Regions from separate parts of the Homo sapiens genome. Here region 1 is linked to region 2. A link is an interaction called in ENCODE POLR2A ChIA-PET data of the cell type or tissue named here. Cell type or tissue: CD4-positive, alpha-beta T cell. All regions are shown on one strand. Each heading gives the region's core, and the rest is flanking DNA. Links, peaks and the distances in the headings are about the cores only.

Region 1 (8,884 bases), core at 828-4,827, 1.6 Mb after region 2:
AAGCTGTCAGGAATTGGGTCCAGTTTTTCTCCAGGTGACATGACAGTGGGGCAACTCCAACTGTAGATCCTCGTTCCAGGAGCCCTGCCCCCACTGGGCTGACTCATCTGCCCCAGTCAGGGTCCTAAATGCCTGGAGCAGCTCTCCCAGCTGTTAGTCTCACCTGCGACCTGCAGCGTTTTAATGCTGTCTGGAGCAGCCCTAGGAGGGCAGCGGGCGACCTCCAGGCTCCACACCAGCCCCACTCCCGGTGGTATACAGCAGAGCTCTGGCTGGGCGGGGGCTGTCAGCAGAACTCAGTGTCCAGGGGAGGAAGACTGGCATTAACCAACTAACTACCCACTCCGGGTCTGCAGCACATGGCCATTGCAGAGAGAAGCCAGAGGCTGGCTCCTGTGGGGCCAACGAGGGTTTGTGGTTTCCAACTCGAGCCCTCATTAGGTCAGAGGAAGGGGAGGTGGTACGTGTGCTTAGGTTCCAGAAACAGCCCCACCCCCAGCTCCCTGGACAGCCTTGGGTGACTTCCCATTCCTTCCTCCCTTCACCACAAAGGGTTTTATCTCTTCCCCTCATTTTCTTTTTTTTTTTTTTTTTTTGAGATGGAGTCTTGCTCTCTTGCCAGGCTGCAGCGCAGTGGCGCGATCTCAGCTCACTGCAGCCTCCGCCTCCTGGGTTCAAGCAATTCTCCTGCCTCATCCTCTCTGGGACTACAGGCATGTGCCACCACGCCCGGCTAATTTTTGTATTGTTAGTAAAGACTGAGTTTCACCATGTTGGCCAGGATGGTCTCGATATCCTGACCTCGTGATCCGCCCGCCTTGGCCTCCCAAAGTGCTGGGATTACAGGCATGAGCCACCACGCCTGGCTCTCTTCCTCTCATTTTCTTGCCCCTTCCTCTACTCTTCTTCCTTTTCCAAGTTTTACAGCCCCCTGAGGCTCCATTTCAGCATCAGCTGGAAATGCTGGGGCCCAGCTGGGGTCACAAGAAAGTAGAATGAGGGAAGGGGAAAAAGCAGAGCCCCTTAAGCTTGGAAAAGGCAGCACAAGAAGCACAGAACTGCGCAGGAGGGAGACTTGAAACTTGACTTCCTCTTCAGCCTCTCGTCTAATGTGCTGTGTGCCCTTGGGAAAGTCACTTCCTATCTCTGGGCCACCCTTTGTTCATCTGTACATGGAGAAAGTGACCATAGCAGCATGTCCCACAGCGAGGCCTGTATCTGGGGGTGGGCCCAAATATCTGCATTTTACTACAGTCCTTCCAGTTCTGGTTCAAATCCCAATAAGGCTTTCCCTTTAAAAAGCAGCACAACCTCTCAACTTTATCCTGAGTTAGGAGGTTCCAGGATCTGACCCATTGCATCAGACTTGGCAGCAGGGAATTCCTGGACCAGGACCAGGCTGGGCAAAGGCTCAAGCGCATGGGGTGCTGAGGGCAGAGTAAGCAGCTCCCTGGATGGAGGGAGAGTGCATGAAGGGTCCTGGGATAAGGTATCTTAGCCAGTGCTACCTAAGCTGTGGTCCACAAGCCACCAGCATCAGCCTCACCTGGAAACTTGTTAAAAATGCAAGTTTGGGGTCCCCACCCCAGACCAACTGAGGAGCACTCTCTGGAAGCTGGGGCCAGGAATCTGCATTTTAACAGCCCCTCCAGGTGATTCTGATGCACTTTAAAGTTTGAGAAGCATTGACTTAGGATGGAACTAGAAGGGCTTTGGGTGCGGAGCTGAGTTTGTTCAGATGTTGCCGAGTAGGTGGAGCTGGGTTACTGAAGGTGCTTATTTGGAGAAATTCAATCAGACGTGCTCAGGAAGGGTGCTCTGTATACACAGTGAGAGGAAGCTAAGGGTGGAGGGGCCAGTTTCTTGAAGAAAAGAGTCAAATTCTGAAATAGTTGAAGAGATTTATTCTGACCCAAATATGAGTGACCAATGGCCTGTGACACAGCCCCAGGAGATCCTGAGAACGTGTGCTCAAGGTTATTGAGCTAGATTTTGGTTTTATACATTTTAGGGAGACATGAGACATCAAGCAATACATGTGATATGTACATTGGTTTGGTCCAGAAAGGTGGCACAACTCGAAGAGGTGGGCTTCCAGGTCATAGGTGGATTCAAAGACTTCCTGATTGGTTATTGGTTGAAAGAGTTAAGTAAGTACCTACAGACCTGGACTCAGTAGAAGGGAGTGTCTGGGTTAAGTTAAGGGGTGTGGAGACCAAGGTTTTATCATGCAGATGAAGCCTCCAGGAAGCAGGCATCAGAGCTCTTATCAGACCTAAAAAGATGCCTGGATCAGGGAAAAGACTTGGAAAGGGAAGGGGATGCTTTGCAGAGCAGATTTTCCCCACAAGAGTGAGGTTTGCAGGGCCATTTCAAAATATGTCAAATATGTATATTAATATTTTGGGGTAAAATGGTTTAATTTCTTTCAGGGCCCTCTGTCATGTGATGCTATACTAGAGCCAGGATAGAACTTGGTGTCTTATTGCTACAATGAGTCTGTTTAGTCAGTCTTCAGATTTTTGTTTTAATGTTAATGCTGGTCAGTTGTGCCTGAATTTCAAAGGGGGAGAGGGCATAATAAGGCATATCCAACCCCCACTTCCCATCACAGTCTGAACTGTTTCTCAGGTTAACTTTGGAATGCCTTTGGCTGAGAGGAGGGGTCCGTTCAGTTGGTTGTGGGGCCTAGAATTTTACTTTTGGTTTCCAAGTTGAATGGGTCTGGACATGGGACGCTGCACTGGAATCAGATCTGGGTCCTAGTCCCAGCCCCGGAACCAGTGCAGATCTTGCGGCTTGAGGTCAATGGTGTGCTTTCCCCATCCAGCCTCACTTCCTTCCTGGGTGAAATGAGGAAGGAGGATACGTTAGCTTGCTTGGGCTGCTGTGGATAAAAAAAGTCAAACTCTGTAAAATATTTAAAGACGTTTATTCTGAAGCAAATATGAGTGACCAAGGCCTAAGGCACAGTTCCAAGAGGTCCTGAGAACATGTGCCTAAGGTGGTTGGGCTGCAGCCAGGTTTTATGATTGGTTCAGGTTCGAAAGGTGGCATAACTCAAAGAGGGAGTCGGGGTGGGGGTTACAGGTCATAGGGGGACTCCAAGACTTTCTGATTGGCTATTGGTTGAAAGAGTTAAGTTATTATCTAAAGGCCTGGAATCAATAGAAGGGAGTGTCCGGGTCAAGATAAGAGGTTGTGGAGACCAGGGTTCTCATTATGTAGATGAAGCCTCAAGGGTGGCCACCCTTAGAGACAATAGATGGCAAATGTTTTCTATTCAGACCCCAAAAAGGTGCTAGACTCAATTAATTTCTTCAGGCTTGGGAGGGCCTGGAAGGGGGAAAGATCTAGTTATGTTAGCAGAGATTTTTTACAAATGCAATTTCCCCCCCACGAGAATGGCTCTGCAGGCCATTTTAAAATATGGCAAAGAAACATATTTGGTGGTAAAATATTTGATTTCCTTCTTATCCGTCATGTGATGTTATGTCAGAGTCAGTATGGAAAGTGAGCCACATTATGTAAGGTTAAACAAAACCCCTCTGTTGAGATTTTATGGTTTGTAGGTTGTGACTCCCCAGGCCCCTTAAATAGGAATTTAGGCAAGAGAAGAAAAACGTCAGAGTTTAGTCCTCACTGCCATAACAAAACCCACAGACCAGGTGGCTTGAACAACAGAAACTTATTTTCTTACTGTTCTGGAGGCCAGAAGTCCAAGATCAATATGTCAGAGGGTTTGGTTTCTTCTGAGGCCTCTCTCTTTGGCTTGCAGATAGCCACCTTCCCCAGGTCTCTGCGTTTGTGTCTTAATCTTCTCATCTTATGAGGACTCCAGTCATATTGGATGAGGGCCCAACCACATGACTTCATTTTACCTTAATCACCTCTTAAAATGCCTTGCCTACAGATACAGTCACATTCTAAGGGTCTGGGGCTTCAACACAGGCTTTTTGAAAGGACCCAATTCAGCCCCTAAGAGTGGAGTAGCTGTAACTGTTATCTTCCTGAAACCCCAAGGCTATTGCCACAGCCAGAGGTAGGGCTGATGAGGCCTGTTCCGGGGAGGCAGCTGCAGGAAGAGGATGGTGCATTTCCTTTCTCTTTTTAGGTAACTGCTTTTTGACTTTATTGGGCTTGTCAAGAGCTTCTGCTTGCTCCAGGATAAGAAAGGGCCTCAGTGTCTGTGAGTGTTTAGGGGTGAGAGAAGCAGTCTCTCTTCCTGAGCCAGAATGAGGGAGAACTTGTGAGAGAAATCCAGGAAAGTGCTGGTGACCTCAGGGGGCCAACGGCCTAGGGTGACCCTGACACTGGCAGGGCATCATCTATTCCCACCTGTTGACGAAAAGAGTCGAACTCTAAAATATTTGAAGAGATTTATTCTGAGCCAAATATGAGTGACCACGGCCCATGACAGCCCTCAGGAGGTCCTGAGAACACATGTGCAAGGTGGTTGGGGTGCAGCCTGGTTTTATACATTTTAGAGAGGCAAGAGACCTCAATCAAATACATTGAAGAAATACATAGGTTTGGGGTTGGGCATAGTGGCTCACGCCTGTAATCCCAGCACTTTGGGAGGCCGAGGTGGGTGGATCACTTGAGGTCAGGAGTTTGAGACCAGCCTGGCCAACATGGTGTAACCCCCATCTCTACTAAAAATACAAAAAAATTAGCCAGGCATAGTGGTGCACACCTGTGATCCCAGCCACTCAGGAGGCTGAGGCACAAGAATCACTTGAACCCAGGAGGCAGAAGTTGCAGTAAACTGAGATCACACAACTGCACTTCAGCCTAGGTGACAGAGCAAAACTCCATCCATCTCAAAAAAAAAAAAAAAAAAAACGAAAAGAAAAAAAGATATACATAGGTTGTTTGGTCCAGAAAGGTGGGACAACTCAAAGCAGGAAGGAGGGGGGCAGGGGGCTTCCAGGCTGTAGGTGAATTTAAACATTTTCTGGTTGACAATTGGTTGAGTTTGTCTAAAGACCTGGAATTCATAGAAAGGGAAAGTTCAGATTAAGATAAAGATTGTGGAGACCAAAGTTCTTTTGAAGTCTGATCGTGGCTGCCCTTAGAGACAATGGATGACAAATGTTTCCTATTCAGGTCTCAGTTAATCTCTTTAGGAGATTAGGAGGGTCTGGAAGAAAAAAACCTAGCTATGTTAACAGAGATTCTTTACAGTTGCACATTTTCCCCCACAAAGAACAACTTTGCAGGGTCATTTCAAAATATGGCAAAGAAACATGTTTTGGGGTAAAATATTTTGATTTTTTTCCTTGTCTCCTAATGTTATGCCAGAGCTAGGTTGGAAAGTCAGTCACAATATATAGGGTTAAATAAAACCCATCTGATGAGAATTTATGATTTGTAGGGCATGACTCCCCAGACCCCTCAGGAATTTGGGCAAGATAAAAAAATCAGAGTTTAGTCCTCACACCTTTCTCCCCAAACCTGGCAGGGGATCATCTATTCCCACCTGTTGATGAAAAGAGTCGAACTCTAAAATATTTGAAGAGATTTATTCTGAGCCAAATATGAGTGACCATGGCCCATGACAGCCCTCAGGAGGTCCTGAGAACACATGTGCAAGGTGGTTGGGGTGCATCCCCACGGCCAGCTCAGCTCCCTACTCCATTTTTCCCTTACAATGCCTACCATCACTCGTTGTATATTTGAAGAACTGTTTAATTTTTCTCCCCATTCGCTGTACTCCCTGACTATGTTTCATGATGGCAGACTTATTCCTATACCCTCAGTATTGAGCAAAGTGCCTGACACAGAGTGAGTATTCAAATATATTTATGGAATGAATGAATGTAACTGTAACCGCCCCATGGGTTCTTCCTGCCCATTGCACAGACAAAACCAATTCACTGAGACCACAGCATTGCAATAGAGTTTAATCATTGAGGCCAGCCGTGCCACGTGGTAAATGGAGTTATTACTCAAATCAATCTTCCTGAAAAGTTGGAGGCTAGGGTTTTGTAAGGATAGTTTGGCAGGCCAGGGAGTCTGCTTCTGGGTCCACGACTGCTTGGCGGGGTTGGCAGGTCCAGGTGGAGCCATCGGTTGATTGTCAGAAATGCAAAAACCTGAAAATACATCTCAAATTGTCAATCTGAGGTTCTACAATCATGATATTATCTGCAGGAGTAATTGGGGGAGTTGCAAATCTTATGATCTCTGGAATAATGGCTGGTAATTGTTTACCTCTACACCTTGGCAGAATCTAGGCTCCTCTCATCCTCCTAACCTGGTGGCCTTTCATTAGCTTTACAAAGGTGGGTTAGTTTTAGGGAAGGGCTATTATCATTTAAACTATAAACTAAATGTTTGAAATGTTTGTTCCCCAGTACCATAATGAAATAGCACTTGAAAATAAATTTAATTTTCTCAGCAAGGCCATTTTTATACTTTCTGCAGAAAGGGTACACTCGCCAGCAGTTTTGCCATAAGAGTACACTCAACAAAGGAGACAGGGTCATTTATAACCTGATGTGTTCACCCTACTGCTGTGTCCGGTTTCCACTGGCTGGAACGGGACCTCATATTCTGTAGTTGTCCCGATTGGCTAGCAACTTAGAGCTTTTTAAGAGAGGCAAAGGCAGAGGAGAACAAAGGAAGGAGGAAGTAACTTGCGGAATGCTGAGAAAGGTAAAAATACCTTCAAATAAGGAAGAGGAACAGGCTATAACCTAATGCTTGCTTGGACCAGTATAAGCATGCCAGGGCAAATATTTAGGCTAAATTGTGGGAGCTAAGAACATAAAGTACATTGATTTCTCTATTACGGCTAGCAGATATTTAAGAATGTTAGCACAGGTCTTTGAATAAATTTTGCTTCTAAGAGAAGTTACTATTTATTTCTAATTAGATGGGGAGGAAAGTCTTTGAAGAGGAACCTCTACTTTACTTTTTACATAAATGTCTCCCAAAGTTAGCTTGGCCTAAACTCAGGAATGATCAAGGGCAGTTTGGAGGTCAAGAGCAAGATGGATGTTAGTTGGATCAGATCTCTTTCCCTGTCATAATTTTCTCACCATCATAAATTTGCAAAGGTGGTTTCATAACCACTGATGATTTATGGCTCTTGTCCAGCCTCTGCTCCTCAATTTATCCCAGTAGACCTGGAATTGTGGCTCAAGCACAAACTAGTCCCATACTCTTCTTCTAACTGGCCACAGATTATAATTGGGGCATTACAATTAGTAAATTATAATTTTAAAATTATATATAAATTTAAAATTATAATAAAAAATTATAATTTACTAATTATAATACCCCAATTATAACTATTATTAATCAATTATCAATTAACAGCCTAGGAAAAATAATTTGTGGTCAGGGATCTTGAGGTGGCCCCCTCTGTCCCCTTCTTTGTTCCAGCAGGCTCTTTCACAATCCCTGCTTCTGAATGGGTGTAACTCTTGGGGCCTAGAGGAGGGACTAATGTGTACTTTCACCTACTTTGGTCTATATCTCTGCCTCCCTCTTCTATCTGATAGCCTTCTAGATCACTAGAAAACTCTTCCACGGATCCTCTTTCTCTAGAGGTCAGTTTCAAATCATTCTGGAACAGAGGGTAGGATATTTAGGAGAAATACTAGGCAAGAAGAATTGACAGAACCTGACAGCCAGCTGAATAAGGGAGTCGAGGGAAAGGGGATGGATGAGTGACTCCAGTATCTTGAACCTGATGACTGGGAAGATTCTAGTGTCCTTCATGAAAAACAGAGAAGGGGCAGAGCGAGATGTGGAATAGAAGCCTATACCACCCGCCCCCCACCACAGGAACACCAGATTTTATCAACTATCTGCACACAGAAAAGCATCATCACGAGGACCAAAAATCAGGTGAGCAACTGTGGTACCTGGTTTTCACTTCATATTGTGGAAAGAGACATTGAGGAAGGCAAGAGAGACAGTCTTGAATTGCTGACACCACCCCTACCCCACCCCCTAGCAGTGGCCATGCACCATAGAGAAGAGAATCTGTGCACTCTGGGGAGGGAGAGCATGGTGACTGAAGGATTTTACATGGAACTCAGTGCTGCTCTGTCACAGCAGAGAATAAAGCCATGCTGGGCTCAGCCAGCGCTCAGGCATGGAGGGAGCATTTGAACCAGCCCTAGCCAGTGGTCAGAACTTGAGTTTCTTGGCAAGCCTAGCCACCACAGGGTGAAGTGCTCTGGGGTCCTAGGTAAACTTGAAAGGCAGTCTAGGACACAAGAACTGCAATTCCTAGGCAACTTCTAGTGCCAGGTTGGGTATACAGCCAATCAATTAGGGTGGCATGTGACCTAGGGAGATACCAGCTGGCATGGCTAGTATCATACTGAGTGGGGAAAATCTGAAAGCCTCTCCTCTAAGATTTGGGACATGACAAGGATGCCTACTGTCACCACTGTTATTCAACATAGAACTGGAAGTTCTCGTTAGAACAATTAGACAAGAGAAGGAAATAAAGGGCATCCAGACTGGAATGGAAGAAGTAAAATTATCCTTGTTTGTAGATTATATGATCTTATATTTGGAAAAACCTAAAGAGTCCACCGAAAAACTATTAGAACTGATAAACCAACTCAGTAATGTTGCAGGATACAAAATCAACATGCAAAGATCAGTAGTATTTCTATGTGTCAACAGTGAACAATCTGAAAAAGAAGTTTAAAAAGTAATCCCATTTACAATATCCACAAATAAAATCCAAGACCTAGGAATTAACCAAAGAAGTGAAATATCTCTACAATGAAACTGTGAAACAATGATGAAAGAAGTTGAAGAGGACACACAAAAAATGGAAAGATATTTCATGTTCATGGATTGGAAGAATCAATATTGTTAAAATGTCCATACTACCCAAAGCAATCTACAGATT
Region 2 (11,284 bases), core at 3,240-7,239:
TGCTGATTATGTGACTGTGCTCCCTTTGTGAAATCCATGGAGCTGTCCACTTATGTGCACTTTTCTGTATGTCTGTTAATTTTCTTTTTTTTTTTTTTTTTTTTTTTTTTTTTGAGACAAGGTCTGGCTCTGTCACCCAGGCTGGAGTGCAGTGACACAATCTTGGCTTACTGCAACCTCTGCCTCCCAGGTACAAGCCTTCCACCTCAGCTTCCTGAGCAGCTCGGACTACAGGGACACAACACCACACCCAGCTAATTTTTGTATTTTTTGTAGAGACAGGTATAACCTGTTGGCCAGGATGGTCTCGAACTCCTGAGCTCAAGCAATCTGCCTGCCTCTGCCTCACAAAGTGTTGGGATTATAGGTATGAGCCATAATCCCACCTGGGCTCTGTTAATTTTCAGTGAAATGTACTGTCAAAGACTGCTTTGTCTTTGCCTAGAGAAAAGAATTAGGAGAGGCTTTTCCCTGTATAATGTTTGAGATCTTTCTAATTTTGACACAAGTAAATGCATTATTACATAATGAAACTCAATGTCTAGGTGAGAGGTTGGCAAACTACAGCCTGCAGGCCAAATCTGGCTCAATGCCTGGTTTTCTTTTTAATTGGGATATAATTGACATACCAATTCAGTGGTTTTTAATATGTTTAATATATTCACAAGGTTGTACAACCAACCTCACTACGTAATTCCAGAACATTTCATCATCCCCTAAAGAAACCCTGTAACCCTTGGCAGTCATTCCTTATTCCCCCACTCCTAGAACTTGGCAACCATTAATCTAGTTTCTGTCTCTATGGATTTGTCTATTCGCTACAGAATACATTTAACAGAAATGGAATCATAGGCATATGAAACATTAGCATGTTTCCAAGGTTAATCTATGTTGTAGCCTGTGTCAGTATGTTATATCTATTTTTATGGCTGAATAATATTCCACTGTGTGGATATTTGTTTATATTCATTCAATTGATGGCCATTTGGATTGCTTCCACCTTGTGGCTATTATAAAAAGTGCTGCTATTGGCCAGGCATGGTGGCTCTTGCCTGTAATCCCAGTACTTTGGGAAGCCGAGGCAAGCGGATCACTTGAGGTCAGGAGTTCAAGACCAGCCTGGCCAACAAGGTGGAATCCCGTCTCTAGTAAATATACAAAAAATAAAAATAAAAAAATTAGGCGGGTGTGATGGTGCACACCTATAATCCCAGCTACTCAGGAGGCTGAGGCAGGAGAATCGCTTGAACTGGGGAGGCGGAGGTTACAGTGAGCCAAGATGGCACCACTGCACTCTAGCCTGGGTGACAGAGCTAGACTCCATCTCAAAAAAAAAAAAAAAAAAAAAAACACTGCTATGAACACTTGTGTACATGTTTTTATGTGAACATGTTTTCAATTCTCTTTGGTATATTCCTAGGAGTAAAATTGCCGATCATATGGTAATCTTGTGTGTGGTTTTGAAGAATGGTCAAACTGTCTTCCACACTGGGTGCAGCATTTTGTGGTTTGGATTTGCATTTCCCTAAGACCTAATGATGCTGAGCATATTTATATGTGCTTTTCGGCCACTTGTATGTTTTCTCTGGAGAAGTGTCTATTCAAATCCTTTGCCCATTTTAAATTAGGGTTATTTGTCTTTTTAGCCCTGAGCTAAAAAACGTTCTTTTTATGTTCTGAACACTAGATTTTTATTAGATAACTAACTTGCAAATATTTTCTCCCATTCTGTGGGCTGTCCTTTTATTATTATTTATTATTATTATTATTTTTGAGACGGAGTCTCGCTCTGTTGCCCAGGCTGGAGTGCAGTGGCGCGATCTCGACTCACTGCAACCTCCGCCTCCTGGGTTCAAGCGATTCTCCTGCCTCAGCCTCCTGAGTAGCTGGGACTACAGATGCCTGCCACCATGCCTGACTAATTTTTGTATTTTTAGTAGAGATGGGGTTTCACCATATTGGCCAGCCTGGTCTCAAATGCCTGACCTCAGATGATCCACCCGTCTCGGCCTCTCAGAGTGCTAAGATTATAGGCATAAGCCACCGCACCTGGCCTTTTTATTTATTTATTTATTTTTTGAGACTAGGTCTTGCTCTGTCACCCAGGCTAGAGTGCAATGGTGAGATTATAGCTCACTGCAATCTCCAGCTCCTGGGCTCATGTGATCCACCCACCTTAGCCTCCCCAAGTAGCTGGGTTTATTCTAACAAGTGTGTGCCACCATACCCAGCTATTTTTTTTTTTCTAGATATCGGGTCTCACTATGTTGCACAGGCTGGTCTCAAACTCCTGGGCTCAAGTGATCCTCCCACCTCAGCCTTCCAAAGTGCAGGGATTACAGGCATGAGCCACTGTGCTCAGCCCCATCCATTCCTGCCAGTGCAGCTGGAGGAATCTATTCAAACCAGAAATCTGAGCACATCACTCATTTGTTTTAGCTCTCTGTGGATAAAAGCCAAATCCCTAATACATTCTGGAAGGTTTCTAGTTAAACTGCACATCTACTATCTGCCTGGCTCTGCCCACATTCTGCTTCCCCTCCTGCTACCATAGATGAGCTCCCGGCCCTTTGCTGAGGCCGATGCCTCCATCCCTGCTCTGTTCCACCCCCCTCCTTCCTGAGGACCTAGTTCCTTTCTCATTTTTCTCTCTCTCTTGCCCAATCAACACACACTCCATGCTACATTACTTTCCTGAGTGTCTCGCCCAAGTCTATCAAATCTATGTCTTGAAACACCTTCCTCACGCAACCTCCACCTCCTGGGTTCAAGCAATTCTCCTGCCTCAGCCTCATGAGTAGCTTGGACTACAGGCATGCACCACCTTGCCCAGCTAATTTTTGTATTTTTAGTAGAGACAGGGTTTCACCATGTTGGCCAGGCTGGTCTTGAACTCCTAGCCTCAAGTGATCCACCCACCTCAGCCTCCCAAAGTGCTGGGATCACGGGTGAGAACCCCATGCCCGGCCCCTCACTTAAGCTTCTAAGACATCAATGCTCCTGGTTATCCTCACACTTTTCCAAACGTTTGTTCCTTTTGTGGGATGTACAAAAAGAGCTAAGTCTCAAAATATTATTATACACATTCCAACAAATGGAAAATGTAATCTTATTAAATTCCTGTGAGAAATATCCCAGCACAGAAACTATGATTTCTTGCCATTTTGATGCTGGTATTAGCTAACAGAAAGGTGCCTACTCATGGAATCTGCTTCAAATCAGATAAAAGAACAATGTGTATAGGTTACCACACCCACCACTGTGACACGAGAGTAAGACATCAGAATGCAACCCCACAGATGCTCCCAGAACATTCCACAGGCTGCAGGTAAACCCTTTGGATCTGGCTCCTGGACTTACTACACGTGGGTGTACAATTACTACAAAAGTCTGAGTAGTACATCTCCTCAAAACAGCACAGAAGCTAGTGTGGAAAACAGTGGAACACTGTCTGGCACTAGAGAATAAAGAGGACAGAAGAAAAAAAAAGCCTCGACATGATCTTTGTGTCCCCTAATATCATACATCTTCTCTCTTTGCTTAGTTAAGGAGGGAAGGAAGGGAGAAAGAAAGGGAGGGACAAGACCACCTATTCTTCCCTGGAGCAGAAAAGAAAGCTATCAATAATAAGAGAAACTACACCTTACTGAGGTTTCCTTGATGTCAGGGATTCTTCTTCTTATTATTTTTTTTTTCAGACAGAGTCTTGCTCTGCTGCCTAGGCTGGAGTGCAGTGACGTGATCTTGGCTCACCGCAGCCTCCACCTCCCAGGTTCAAGTGATTCTCCCACTCAGCCTCCTGAGTAGCTGGGATTACAGGTGCCTGCCACCACACCCAGCTAATTTTTTTATTTTTAGTAGAGATGGGGTTTCACCATATTGGCCAGGCTGGTCTCGAACTCCTGACCTCAGGTGATCCACCTGCCTCGGCCTCCCAAAGTGCTGGGATTACAGGCATGAGCCACTGTGCCCAGCCTAGTGTCTGGGATGCTTCTTCAGATAGATACTTTCTTTTTTTTGAGACAGGGTCTTGCTCTGTTGCCCAAGTTGAAGTGAAGTGGTACAAGCACAGCTCACTGCAGCCTCGACCTCCCAGGCTCATGTGATCCTCCCTCCTCAGTCTCCTGAGTAGCTGGGACTACAGGCATACGCCATCTTGTCCAGCTAATTTTTATTTTTTATTTTTTTGTAGAGATGGAGTCCCACTATATTTCCCAGGTCAATCTTAAACTCTTAGGCTCAAGTGATCCTCCCACTTCAGCCTCCCAAAGTGCTGGGATTACAGGCATGAGCCACCATGCCTGGCCTTTTAAGTGCTTCAGATAAATACATTTCATTTTAAAATTTCATTTTGGGCTGGGCCAGGGACTCACACCCGTAATCCCAGTGCTTTGGTAGGATCCAGAAGGATCACATGAGCCTGGGATGTCGAGGCTGCAGTGAGCCATGATCATGCTACTGCCCTCCAGCCTGGGAGACAGAACAAGACATTGTCTCTAAAAAATAAACAACTAATCTCCTTTTGTCTTTTCTCTCCTTTGGTACTTAAGACAACCCTCTGAGAGTAGCTATTATCTCTATAGTAGTCTGACAACGAAGGCTCAAAGGAAAGGAGGTGAGAATGGAATAATGTCAGGACAAGACTGGAATCTGAGTCTCCCCCCTCTAAATCCCTTGCTGGTTTTCCCAACACAGGTGGGAGAATGGGGGCTGTGAGACTTTGGAGGGTGTGTCCCCGTGGGGATCACCTGTGGCTGAGATGAACTTGTTGTAGTTCTCATAGACCAGGGTCTGCATGTCGCTGTCTAGAGCCCGGATCTGCCGCACCATGTCCGTCTCACTGTCCATCAACTGGGCCAGAGGGCACTCTCTACGCAGCTGAAGAAGTTGGGTGGTTAGTGTTCGGGTCAGGAGGCATTCATGTCCCCCAGCCTTGCCTGCAGCTGATAGGCTTTCAGGGCAAGAAATCTCTGATCCCCACCCACCCCGCAAACCCCCGCCGGCTGTCAGGAATCCCAGGCAGGGGGCCCTAAGTGGCCTAGCTCAGGGGTTACTAGGTTCAACCGTGTTTGGTGTTTGTCAGCATTTGAAATCCTGGGGCTCGGCCTAAGCCCAGCCCCGCGCCTGTCAACGCTTGGGCCACGCCCCCAATTCCGGGCCTATCACATCAGCCCAGAAGACCTCAGATGCCGCATCACCTCAGGCCAGTCCAGTCCTACTCACATCCCCTCAGACGCCTCAGCTGCTCGTACTCCCTGGCCGAGGTTCGTCCTCTTATGAACACCTGCTCTCCTGAACCTCACAAAAAGTCGGAGGCATGATCTGGGGGAGCAATATAGCAGGGGCCTGGTTCCCTTCCCCCCTCCCCGCACCCCCCCACTCCCCGTGCGCACACACCTTGTCTAGGTAAACTTCCGGGTCGAAGTGCGCCCCGTTCAGATCAGTCGGGTCCAGGGGGTCGGGCCCCGCGGGGCGTCCCGCCGCCTCCCCTTCCGAGAGGCCGTAGTAAAGCTTCAGCATCCCGTGCGCCTTCCGCCGACGCTCCGGAGCCTCCCCCTCGGGCCCTTCTGGGGAGTCCCCAGGTCCAGACCCCGGGCTAGGCCCGGCGGCAGCTGCCGCCGCCATCGTTCCAACTGCAGCCCACGGGCGTGAGGCTGGAAAGGAAGGGGACGGGGAGGAGGCACTTCCGGGAGCCATAAAGTTGTTGTTGAAACGAGGCAGTCCTTCAGGTGAAACGTCCCCCTGCAGCCCTAGGTCCTTCGAGACTAGAGTTCCCCCGCACCTGTCTTCCCCGGGTGCAAAGGTTCCGGGAGAGCCCTGAATTCCCCCAGTTTCCTGGGTGGAAGCATTTTGTGGAACTGCCTGGGGTTGCTGCTGTCCCAGAAGGGGGACGGGTAGTGGCTCCCCAACCTGCACTCTCGCAGGCAAGGGGCCCACGGAATATGTGCCCAGATGCAATGGACGGATGCGGGACGTGAGGCCAGAGTAGAGTGTTCCTGGGATCCTGCCACTGGCAGTGGCTCAGTTTATCCCATTCCTAAAATTGGGGTACATACTTCACAGGGGGGCTACGAGGATTAAATGCATGTACACTATTCTGTACCACGCCTCTAGCGCAGTTCTTCTTAGGGCCTGGTCCTCTGACGTGCATCAGAATTGCCTTCAGGACTATCTGTGGCGCATTGTAAGTCTCTGCGCTGAGCTGCGCCGGGCACTCCCGTAATCCCAGCACTGGGGAGGTCGAGGCGGGTGGATCGCTTGAGCCCAGGAGTTCGAGACCAGCCTGGGCAAAATGGCGAAACTCCGTCTCTATAAAAAAAAAATACAGGCCAGGCGCGGTGGCACACGCCTGTAATCCCAGCACTTAGGGAGGCCGGGGGGGTGGGGGCGCGGATCACAAGGTCAGGAGTTGGAGACCAGCCTGGCCAATATGGTGAAACACCCGTCTCTACTAAAAATACAAAAATTAGCCGGGTGTGGTAGCGCGCGCCTGTAGTCCCAGCTACTCGGAGACTGAGGCAGAAGAATCGCTTGAACCCGGTAGGCAGAGGTTGCAGTGAGCCTAGATCTCGCCACTGCACTCCAGCCTGGATGACAGAGCGAGACTCTGTCTCAAAAAAAACAAAACAAAAATTAGCCAGGATGATGGCGCACGCCTGTGGTCCCAGCTACTCGGGAGGCTGAGGTGGGGGAACTGCTTGAGCTGCGATGGTGCCACTGCACTCCAGCCTGGGCAACAAAGCAAGAAAAAAAAAAAAAGACTCTGGGATTCTCTCAGATCTAGCTTCTTTTTAGAAAGTTCCCAAGTAGTTCTGATACACACTCACATTTAAGAACCCCTAAGGCCGGGCACAGTGGCTCACGCCTGTAATCCCAGCACTTTGGAAGGCAGAGGTGGGAGAATTGATTGAGCCCAGGAGGTCAATACTGGCCTGGACAACGTAGTGAGACCCGCCCCCTATTATTGAAAAAAAAAGGACAGACTCAGCAGAGCTTAAGTGACTGATGGAATGTGCTGAGTGAAGGGTTAGGTGGAAATGTGGAGGATAACTCTCAGGGTTCTCTTTTCCTTTTTTTTTGAGACTGGGTTTTGCTCTTCATCCAGGCTGGAGTGCAGTGGTGCTATCTTTGGCTCACTCCAACCTTGACCTCCCCTCCCACCTCAGCCTCCTGAGCTGCTCTCCCAGGGTTCTGACTTGGACAAAAGTGCAGCTGTGCACAAAGGTGAAGAGCTCATGAAGACAGGGAACGATCTGGAGTTCAGATTAGGACACAGAGTTGGAATGGAGGAAAAAGAGAAAAAGACTTTCTTCATCAAAGTGGCCCTTGAAACATTACTTATGAAGGGCTGTTGGAGGAAGGTTGGAATGGAAAAACTCACTGGTTTACTTGTTCTTTGCCAGGGATCCTGCAGGCCAAACACAGCTCACCACCTGTTTTCATATGGTCTGTGAGCTAGAATGGTTTTCTCATTTGTAAATGGTTGGGAAAAAAATAACATTTCATGACACCTGAAAATCATATGCAATTCATATCCCATTTTCCGTAACTCTTATTGGAACACAGTCACGCCCATTTTTTAACATATGATCTATGGCTGCTTAGTTGAGGCTAGGCACGGTGGCTCATGCCTGTAATCCCAGCACTTTGGGAGGCCAAAGCAGGCAGATTACCCGAGGTCAGGAGTTCGAGACCAGCCTGGCTAACATGGTGAAACCCCATCTCTACTAAAAATACAAAAACTTAGCCGGGCCTGGTGGCGGGCGCCTGTAGTCCCAGCTACTTGGGAGGCTGAGGCAGGAGAATCGCTTGAACCCAGGAGGCAGAGGTTGCAGTGAGTCAAGATCATGCCATTGCACTCCAGCCTGGGTGACAAGAGCAAAACTCCATCTCAAAAACAAACAAAAAAAAACCCCAAACAAACAACAACAAAAAAAACACAGAGCAGAGTTGAGTAGCTACCACAGAGACTGCATGGTCCTCCAAACCTAAAATATTTACTATTTTACGGGAAAAGTTTGCTGACCTCTGAATCAATGGGATGTCTAGAAACCATTTAAAATACTTGATTTCAGCCTATGAAGCTATAATCTTAAGAAAATGAAAAAGGGTATAGATTGAGGTCTACTCCAAGAAGTCTATAAACATTTTTAAAAGTTGGAGAATAGTGTTAAGACAAATCATCCAGGCAGGGCGTGGTGGCTTACGCCTATAATCTCAGCAATTTGGGAGGCCAAGGTGGGCATATCACCTGAGGTTGGGAGTCCAAGACCAGCCTGACCAACATGGAGAAACCCAGTCTCTACTAAAAATACAAAATTAGGCTGGGCGCAGTGACTCACGCCTGTAATCCCAGCACTTTGGGAGGCCAAGGTGGGTGGATCACCTGAGGTCGGGAGTTCGAGACCAGCCTGACCAACATGGAGAAACCCCCGTCTCTACTAAAAATACAAGATTAGCTGGGCTTGGTGGCGCATGCCTGTAATCCCAGCTACTCGGGAGGCTAAGGCAGGAGAATTGCTTGAACCCGGGAGGCCGAGGTTGCGGTGAGCTGAGATTGTGGCATTGCACTCCAGCCTGGGCAACAAGAGCAAAACTCCGTCTCAAAAAAAAAAAAAAAAAAAAAAAGGAAAAATCCAAAAATTGGAAGTCCAAGAGTGTAGTGTGTCCTCTCATTGTCACACTGGGGCATCGTTTCAGAAGCCCTCCCAAGGATTATTTACCCACAAGAATACACAGTTGTTTGATTTTGCTATTCACTAGTAAGGTAAATAGACTGAAATTACAAGGAGATATTGTCCAGGAGAGATGAAAGACATGTATATCCAGTAGAAAAACTAACCTCAAAGGGTATAATTTTTGTCATGTAGGACATCCATTGCATTTTGCATCTAACCTAGTAATCATATGCTAACATTCTTCTTTATTGTATTTTATTTTATTTGAGACTTGCTCTGTCACCCAGGCTGAAGTACAATGGCGCGATCTCAGCTCACTGCAACCTCTGCCTCCTAGGTTCAAGTGATTCTCCTGCCTCAGCCTCCCGAGTAGCTGAGATTACAGGTGCACACCACCATGCCCAGCTAGTTTTTTTGTATTTTTAGTAGAGACAGGGTTTCACTATGTTAGCCAGGCTGGTCTCGAACTCCTGACCTCAGGTGATCCGCCCACCTCGGCCTCCCAAAGTGCTAGGATTACAGGCATGAGCCACTGCACCTGGCCTAACGTTCCTCTTTAAATGCTCGTCCTGTCCAGTTCCTCATGTGCATTACCACCTTACCAAGCGGAAATCCCCTCACTGATGAGTTAAAGATCTTTTTTTTTTTTTTTTTTTTTTTGAGACAAGGTCTCACTATGCCCCCAGGCCGGACTGCAAAGATGCAAGCAGGGCTCGAATTCCTGGGCTCAAATGACCCTCCCGCCTCAGCCTCCCAAGTAGGGGGTACTACAGGCAAGGGCCACCACAACCAGCTAATTTTATTTTTTTTTAATTTTTAGTAGTGAGGAGGTTTCACTATGTTGCCCAGGCTGGTCTCAAACTCCTGAGCTCAAGTGATCCTCTCAGGCTCACTTTGGGAGCTCAGCCTCCCAAAGTGCTGGGATTACAGGCATGAGCCACCGCACCCGGCCTAATAAATCTTTGTTACGTGTTCATTCTATATTTAGACGTAGGTTTTAACTTTTTGAAAAGTACACTTTGACAAAACATATGATTTTTAAAAATGCTTTAAACTTATGCATGTATATGTACATCTAGATGTATGAAGTTACCGTTACATAAAGAAGGGACCTAAAAGATGCCAAGTCACCAAACTGGGGAAGGGGGTACTTCAGTGGTGGGGATGCAGCAGGGAGACTGTTACATTTTCCTCTGCATGCTTGTGTATTATGCAAATATTTTACAAGAACATATTCATATATACATACATACATATATGTGTGTGTATATATATATATATATATTTTTTTTTTTTTTTTTTTCTTGAGATGGAGTTTTGATCTTGTTGCCCAGGCTGCAGTGCAATGGCACAATCTCGGCTCACCGCAACCTCCACCTCCTAGGTTCAAGCGATTCTCCTGCCTCAGCCTCCCGAGTAGCTGGGATTACAGGCATGCGCCTCCATGCCCGGCTAATTTTGTTTTTGTTCTTGTTTTTTTTTGAGACACAGTCTTGGTCTGTCGCCCAGGCTGGAGTGCAGTGGCTCGATCTTGGCTCAGTGTAACCTCTGCCTCCTGGGTTCAAGTGATTCTCCTGCCTCAGCCTCCCAAGTAGCTGGGATTACAGGCATGCACCACCATACCCAGCTAATTTTTGTATTTTAGTAGAGACGGGGTTTCACCATGTTGGTCAGGCTGGTCTTGAACTCCCAACCTCGTGATCCGCCCGCCTCAGCCTCCCAAAGTGCTGGGATTACAAGCGTGAGCCACTGCGCCCAGCTTAATTTTATATTTTTAGTAGAGACAGGGTTTCTCCATGTTGTTCAGACTGGTCTCAAACTCCCGTCCTCAGGTCATTTGCCTGCCTCAGCCTCCCAAAGTGCTGGGATTACAGGTGTGAGCCACCGCACCCAGCCCATATTCATATATTACATGTATATAATTTTTAAAAATTAGGAGCTAGGGGTAGGCACAGTGGCTCACACCTCTAATCCCAGTACTTTGGGAGGCCAAAGAGAGTGGATCACCTGAGGTCAGGAGTTCAAGAGCAGCCTGGCCAACATAGTGAAATACCATGTCTACTGAAAATACAAAAATTAGCTGGGTATGGTGGCAGGCGCCTGTAATCCTGGCTACTTGGGAGACTGAGGCATGAGAATCACTTGAACCCGGGAGGCGGAGGTTGCAGTGGGCCGAGATCATGCCACTGCACTCCAGTCTGCGCGATAGAGTGAGACTCTGTCTCAAAAATAAAATAAAATTAGGAGCTAGGAACTTTAATGTATAAAAGTTCATTTGTATTCAAATGAGGACTGAGGTCCAAACAATTGTTTCAACAGTGGGACCACAGCTGGGCCTTGGGGCATTACCCCTTTCATGTGGTTAGGATGGGGCTCTGAAGAACTATTGTGCTTGTCTGGAGACTGGGCAGCAAGCACAGATGGTGGGTGCAGGCTCTAATCCCACTGCTGGGAGGCAGCCTGTGGGTCTTGGGCTGACCTGGGACCTAACTTTTGGGGCAAACAGTTGGGCAGGAGGCAGTGGGGTGGCTGAGTTCGAAATCAAGTCCTCTCCTCCTCCCTCCTCTTCTCCTGCTTCAATCCCTGGGAGCTTTCATGTCACTCCA

What was found. ChIA-PET counts read pairs that join two places held together with the same protein. Peaks named below come from ENCODE experiments on the same cell type or tissue, not always from the same donor. Only the 100,000 strongest peaks of a DNase experiment are listed, where the experiment ranks them.
Region 1: POLR2A ChIA-PET joins it to region 2 with 7 read pairs; 1 of 35 experiments calls an interaction of 5 or more read pairs at or near these places.

What each region holds. Positions count from the first base shown.
Region 1 is chr11:63,497,616-63,506,499 of GRCh38, reverse strand. It overlaps LGALS12 (galectin 12), which reads right to left and starts at 416. Exons shown (of 9, transcript NM_033101.4): 1 at 1-416. The coding sequence starts at 41. It overlaps LOC124902684 (a long non-coding RNA gene), which reads right to left. Exons shown (of 2, transcript XR_007062702.1): 2 at 5,891-6,098. RefSeq lists enhancers at 2,824-3,494, 4,810-5,337. In CD4-positive, alpha-beta T cell, for the core only: no CTCF peak of the experiment used is centred there; a DNase peak (open chromatin) is centred at 2,809.
Region 2 is chr11:65,090,592-65,101,875 of GRCh38, reverse strand. It overlaps VPS51 (VPS51 subunit of GARP complex), which reads right to left and starts at 5,662. Exons shown (of 10, transcript NM_013265.4): 1 at 5,398-5,662; 2 at 4,749-4,878. The coding sequence starts at 5,625. RefSeq lists a silencer at 5,354-5,623 and an enhancer at 5,063-5,857. In CD4-positive, alpha-beta T cell, for the core only: no CTCF peak of the experiment used is centred there; DNase peaks (open chromatin) are centred at 5,155 and 5,685; H3K4me3 peaks cover 1,482 bases; H3K27ac peaks cover 1,510 bases.